Regions from separate parts of the Homo sapiens genome. Here region 1 is linked to region 2. A link is a contact called in ENCODE Hi-C or POLR2A ChIA-PET data. All regions are on one chromosome and are shown on one strand. The core of a region is the stretch at or near the end of the contact, and the rest is flanking DNA. Distances in the headings are between cores, read along the strand shown. Region 1 overlaps OXA1L-DT (OXA1L divergent transcript). Region 2 overlaps OXA1L-DT (OXA1L divergent transcript).

Evidence for each region. A loop is a pair of places that touch in the nucleus more often than their neighbours do. ChIA-PET counts read pairs that join two places held with the same protein, here RNA polymerase II (POLR2A). Pooled maps may share reads with other maps.
Region 1: a map of B cell shows a loop between it and region 2 (5-fold over the local background). The contact joins two enhancer-like sites. A Hi-C loop is called at or near these places in 2 of 168 maps with a recorded cell type or tissue (B cell and endothelial cell of umbilical vein), 1 of 37 single-sample maps with no recorded cell type and 12 of 50 pooled maps. POLR2A ChIA-PET finds 5 or more read pairs at or near these places in 5 of 52 experiments (GM12878, PC-9, Panc1 and 2 more).

Annotation. Positions count from the first base shown.
Region 1 is chr14:22,746,937-22,750,260 of GRCh38, forward strand. All of the region lies in intron 1 of OXA1L-DT (OXA1L divergent transcript), which reads right to left. Among named protein-coding and RNA genes, the nearest start is that of OXA1L-DT, 18 kb to the right of the region's middle. Within about 2 kb of position 1,860, at least 4 of the 41 ENCODE cell types and tissues checked have a DNase peak (open chromatin) inside an H3K27ac peak, as active enhancers do; they include GM12878, where a contact is called at or near this core.
Region 2 is chr14:22,711,466-22,714,887 of GRCh38, forward strand. All of the region lies in intron 2 of OXA1L-DT (OXA1L divergent transcript), which reads right to left. Among named protein-coding and RNA genes, the nearest start is that of OXA1L-DT, 53 kb to the right of the region's middle. Within about 2 kb of position 1,551, at least 3 of the 41 ENCODE cell types and tissues checked have a DNase peak (open chromatin) inside an H3K27ac peak, as active enhancers do; they include GM12878, where a contact is called at or near this core.

The DNA.
Region 1 (3,324 bases), core at 610-3,109, 36 kb after region 2:
TTTCAAATTAGCATTTTTAATTTATGAATAGAATTATTCTCATACAATAATAAACCCTATTTTCTTCATCTTGAATAACAAACATAAAATCTCCGAGAGGCATTCTACTTTTCAAAATCAGGATCATGTTAAACAACTTCTACATTTAAGGAGAGAGAAAAGCCCAGCCTAGGCAACACAGTGATGTTGCAGGACTTTCCTTAGTTCAGCTAAAGACGGGGTTCTTGTCCGTCCCACTGCCACGAAAATTTAGGCTCACAGACAGTTTAAAGGGTGAGTGAAGTAGGGTTTTACTGAATGAAAAGGGAAATAAAAGGGGGAAACAAGGATCCTCCGCAAGGCCAGAGCCCCCTGCTAGAGCGCATCCCACCCACCCTTTGAATCTCAGGTTCCACACAGGAAGAGGGGCCAGGCTCCTCCCCGCTGCGAAAGTCATGAACTTCCCCAGGCTCCACCTCAGCTGGCAGGCTGGTTGGAGTTTCTCCAGGGACCACCTCCCATCTGGCTGTCTCAGTGAGACCCCATTTCTTTTTTTTTTTTAATTTTTAATTAGCTGTGTGTGGTGGTGCACCCCTGTAGTCCCAGCTACTTGGGAGGCTGAGGAGGGAGGATGGCTTGAGCCTAGGAAGTCAAGGCTGTGGTGGGCCATGATCGCACCACTGCACTCCAGACTGGGCAACAAAGCAAGGCCTCATCTCAAAAAAAAAAAAAAAAATTAAAAATTAAAAAAAGAAAGAAGAGAGAAAAGCCTGTCAAATGAAGTGGGTTTGTTTTTGTTGTTGTTGTTGTTCTTATATAGAGCACTGTGTGTTACACTTAGGGCAGAAAAACCTCCAGAACTCTAAGTTTAATGAATAAAACCAATACATGCCACTGGGACATAAACGTAAAAAGTCAGAAGATAGAACTTGATCGTATCCTAAACAATGAATTAATGTATCTAGATCAGAAACTGGAAGGTTAAAACGTGGAGGAATGAAAGGGATTGGAAGGGCAAAATGTGTTAGGGATTAGCTAGCTAGCATGGTTCAAGGGACAGACTATACAACAAGCACTATTCTCTGATGAGACTGGTTACTTTAGCCAACTTCTGACACAATCAAATAGTAAGACCTCTCAAGCTGAAGACAGACCCCTAGTTGATTTTATCATTGGACAAAATTATACAAAGCCTATCTTAGCAGCAATCAGTTTTCGGTGACACCATTATTTCTTCATGCCCCCAACAAACTGCAGTAGATATGTTGGAATTTAAGCTCAGCACATATAGTCATCCAAATTGTCTCGAAAGGTTACAAAAGATGGGAAGAAAATTATATGTTGTTCTATGAAAACTATGAAAGGAGAGAGTTAGAAAGAAAGATAATCAACAGTGTCAAATACCACTGAGAAATCTAAGACAATGAGGGATGAGAAAAATCCGCCACGCCTCAGGATGAGGAACCCAGGGTTGCCTTCAGCAATCAGTTTGAGTGGCAGAGATGAGGGCTGAGGGAGCAGCAGACGTCAAGAGGGCAGAACAAGGAGTGACTCTGCATTGAGAAAATGGAATTCTGTCCTCAAAACATGTAACAACAAAAGGATGAGGAAATTAGGATAAAAATTGCAGCAAGGTCAAATGAAGGCTTTGGGGTTTGGGGTTTTTGTTTGTTTTTTTCAGCAAGGAGGAAAAAGGATTATGTCTGCAGGCAGAGGAGAGAAGAAGAAATTAAAGGTGCTTAAGCTAGACAAAAAGAAGATAATTAAGACAGAAAATCTTTGATTGCAGATGTTATAGCACCCACCAGGGAGAAAAGGGAGAGAACAGAGAGGACTGAAAACATAAGGTTAGTTTAAACTTAGAAAGAGGAAGTTCAGTTCCTCGCCTAAGATGGGGAAGAGAAAGAAATTGCCACAGAGTTGTTTTGGAATTAAAAGGCTTATCTCGCATGGTCTTTATTTTGCCAGCAAAGTAACAGATAGCCCCTGTCAAAGGAGAAGGGGCACGGAGGGGCACCAAGAGGAGGGTGCAGGAGAGAAAAGGCTTAGAACAATGGTGGGCAGGAAACTGCAAAGAAATGGACACCTGACACCAGGTGTCAGTACCTACTCGGTAGATGTTTGAATAAATTGATAAGACATTTTAAAAGGCCAGACTCGGTGGCTCATGCCTGTAATCTTAGCACTTTGGGAGGCTGAGGAGGGATGATAACTTTGGGCCAGGAGTTCAAGACCAGTCTAGGCAACATAGTGAGACCCCGTCTTTACAAAAAAGTAAAATAAAATAAAAGTTTTTTAAAAGACATTTTAAAAAATAGCTGGTTAGTAATGGGGAGAGTCCCACTGATAAGATGATAAAATTTTCTTATAACTTTTATATCTTTCTGCAGTACCACTATAGTGTTGATAGTAGACTTGCAGAATCAAAAGAAGGAAGGATAAATTACTGTCTTCACTGTGACCTGGTGGCTTTCCCTAGTGGTGCTAGAGGAAAAGTAAGAGCTCCAGGGAACCTAGGCTTTTGCTTTGTAAGGATAGCCTCAATATTGGTACACACTTCGAAACATGGGCTGGGTAAGAATTTAAGTGTAGCCAGAAAAAATATCTTGGTATGAGCTTCATTTATCAACACTTTATCATAAATTCATCATTGTATCTTCAAATTTGTGATTTTTAAAAATGTTGCCACCTTTTCTTTGTGAGGCTGTTCTCAGCCATCTGCTCTTGGCACTTCACACCACTCACCCGAAGAGCTCAAGCAATCATAGTTACTGTGACCACATCAGTGCTGACGAGAACAAAACGTTTTCAGATCATGTCTCTCCCACAAACTCCAGGGCCATAGTTGATCTATGTACAAGTTATCTCCACTTGAATAGCCCGCTGTCATTGCAAATTCAATATTCTCAAAACCAAACCTGACACCTTTCAAAAAAAACACAGCTGCACTTCTGTAACTGGCAAGACCCAGTCAGGAGACAGAAACCACACCAGTGTATGGAAAGAATTAAATATAAAGGATTTTTAAGTAATTATAAAGTTGCTAATTAGGTAACTAAAAGAGCAAAAAGAGAACTCTAAAGGACCACAGAGGTAGCAATTGCAGAATGCAGTTGCCACCCCTACAGCTGAGGGAACAAAGGGAAGAGGCCAGGGTGATTAAAACTTTGAAGCTCAGGCTGGGCACAGTGGCTCACGCCTGTAATCCCAGCACTTTGGGAGGCCGAGGTGGGTGGATCACGAGGTCAGGAGATCAAGACCATCCTGGCCAACATTGTGAAACCCCGTCTGTACTAAAAATACAAAAATTAGCTGGGTGTGCTGGCACACGCCTGTAGTCCCAGC
Region 2 (3,422 bases), core at 301-2,800:
AAAATGATATTACTCCCAATATCGCAGGGGGTGTACACTTTTCCTGTGATATTCTTCCTAATATCACAAGGGTGAGAAAAGGAAAAGTCCCAATACTGCAGGGGGTGTACACCCCCACCGTGATATTGTTCCTAATATTCATGGGGGGAGAGGATGATATTACTTCCAATATCGCTAGGGGTGTACACCCCCACGTTATATTTCCCGAATATCCAAAGGGGGAGAGGATGATATTACTCCAAATATCGCAGAGGGTGTAGACCCCTTCTGTAACATTGTTGCTAATATCCAAAAAGGGAAGGGATGATATTACTCTCAATATCGCACAGGTCATACACCTCTTCTGTGATACTGTTCGTCATATCCACAGTTGAAAATAATGATATTATGCCCAATTTCACAGGGGGGGTACAACCCCCAGGTGACAATGTTTCTAATATCCAGGTGGAGTGAGGATGATATTACTTCCAATATCGCAGGGGGTGTATGCACCTTCTTTCGTATTGTTCCTAATATCCAAAGTGAGAGAGGATAATATTACACCCAATATCACCGGGGCTGTACACCTCACTTGTGATATTGTTCCCAATATTTAGAGAGAGAGAGAGAGAGGATATTATGCCCAATATTACAGGGGGGTGAACCACTGTTCCTAATATTCAGGGACGCAGAGGATGATATTATTCCCAATGTCGCAGGGGGTGTACACCCCTTCTGTGATATTGTTTCTAATATCCAGGGGAAGAGAGCATAATATTTCTCCCAATATTGCAGGGGGTGTACACCCACCTTGTGCTATTGTTTTTAATATCCAGGACAGAAGAGGATACTATTAGTACAAATATCAGAGGGGGTGTAAAACCAGGGGTAAAGAGAATGATATTACTCCCAACATTGCAGGGAATGTACATTCACCTTGTGATATGGTTTCTCATATCTAGAGAGGGAGAGGATAATATTACTCTCAATATCGAAGGGGGTGTACACCCCTCCTGTGATGTTAATATCCAGGTTAGGGGAGGATAATATTACTCCCAGTAATGCAAGGGGTGTACACCCCTCCTGTGATATTTTTCCTAATATCCAGGGTGGCAGAGGTTGATATTACTTTCAATATTGCAGGGATGTACACATCCCTTGTAGTATTGTTCCTAATATCCAGAAGAAAAAAGATGACATTACTCCCAATATTGCAGCAGTTGTACACCCCCTTTGTGATATTGTTCTTAAAATATAGCAGGGAGAAAATGATATTACTCTCAATATCGCGGAGAGTATACAACTCCCCGTGATATTGTTCCTAATATCCAGGTTCGGAAAGGATGATATTACTTTCAGTATCTCAAGAGGTGTACACCTTGCCTGTGATATTGTTCCTAATTTCCATGGGCGAAGAGGATAATATTACTCGCAATATTGCAGGGAGTGTACAGCCCTCCTGTGATATTGTTCTGAATATCCAGAAAGGAAGAAAATGATATTACTTCCAATAACGCACGGGATGTACACCCCCACCTGTGATATTGTTTCTAATATGCGGAAGTGGAGAGGATTATATTACTCCCAATATCGAGATGTTGTACAACCTTTCTGTGATATTGTTCCTAATATCCAGGGGGGTAAAGGATAATATTACTCCTAAGATCACAGTTGGTATACACCTCTCTGTAAGGCTGTTTCTAATATCCAGGGAAGGAGAGGATGATATTACTCTTTTTTTTTTTTTTTTTTTTTTTGAGGCGGAGTCACGCTCTGTCACCCAGGCTGGAGTGCAGCGGCGCGATCTCGGCTCACTGCAAGCTCCGCCTCCCGGGTTCACGCCATTCTCCCGCCTCAGCCTCCCGAGCAGCTGGAACTACAGGCGCCCTCTACCGCGCCCGGCTAATTTTTGTATTTTTTTTTTTTTTTTTTAGTAGAGACGGGGTTTCACCGTGTTAGGCAGGATAGTCTCGATCTCCTGACCTCGTGATCCGCCCGCCTCGGCCTCCCAAAGTGCTGGGATAACAAGCGTGAGCCACCGCGCCCAGCCGTGATATTACTCTTAACATCGCAGGGGGTGTACACTTCCCCTGTGATATTGTTTCTAAATCCAGAGGGGAAGTGGATGATATTACTCCTAATATCGCACGGCGTGTACACCTTTCCCACCATGATATTGTTCCTAATATCCAGGGCGGGAGAGGATGATATTACTCCCACTATCGCAGGGGTTGCATACCCCCTCTGTGATATTGTTTTTAATATCCAGGGGGCAGAAGATGATATTACTCCCAATATTGCAGAGGGCGTACAAAGCCCCGCCCCGTGATATTCTTCCTAATATCCAGGAGGGGAGAGGATGAAATTACTCTTTATATTGCAGGAGGCATACACATCCGTGTGATAATGTTTTTAGTATCAGTTGGGGAGAAGATGATATTACTTTCAAAATCGTGGGGGTGTACACCCCCCGTTGTGATATCGTTTATAATATCCAGGAGGGGAGAGGATGATATTACTCCCAATATCGCAGGGGGTGTGCACCCTCCCTGTGATTTTATTCCTAATATTCAGGTGGGAAGAGGATGATATTACTCCCAATATCGCAGGTGGGGAAAACACCCCGCCTGTGATATTGTTCTTAATATCCATTAAGGGAGCAGATGATATTACTCCCAAAATTGCAGTGAGTGTACACCCACCCTGTAATATTGTTCCTAATATCCCGGGAGGGAGAGTATGTTGTTACTACCAATTTCGAAGGGGGCGTACACCCCCTCTGTGATACTGTTTTTAATATCCAAGGGGAAAGAGGATTATATTACTCCCAATATCGCAGGGGGTGTGCACTCCTATGTGATATTGTTCCTAATATCTAGCGGGGGTAGGGGATAATATTACTCCAAATATCGCAGGGAATGTACACGTTCTCTGGGATATTGTTTTTAATATTTGAGGATGGAGGATGATATTACTTCCAATATTGCAGGGAGTGTACACCCACCCTCTCATGTTTTTCCTAATATCCAGGGGAAAAACTATTACTCTTAATATCACAGGAGGCGTACACACCCCAGCCCCCGATATTGTTCCTAATACCCGGGGGGGCGGGGAGAAGATAATATTACTCCCAATATCAGAGAAAGTGTACATTCCTTCTGTGACATCGTTTCTAATATCCATGGAAGAAGATTATATTACTTTCAAATTTGCAGATGGTGTACACCCCTCCCCCCCGTGATATAGTTCCTAATATCCAGGAGGAGAGAAGATGATATTACTCTCAATACCTCAATATCGCAGGGAATGTAAACACCCCTGTGATATTGTTCCTACTACCCAGGAGGAGGGGATAAAATTATATTACTCCCAATATCGCAGGCGCTGTACACCCCACTGTAATATTTTTCCTAATATCCAGAGCGAGAGAGGATATTATTACT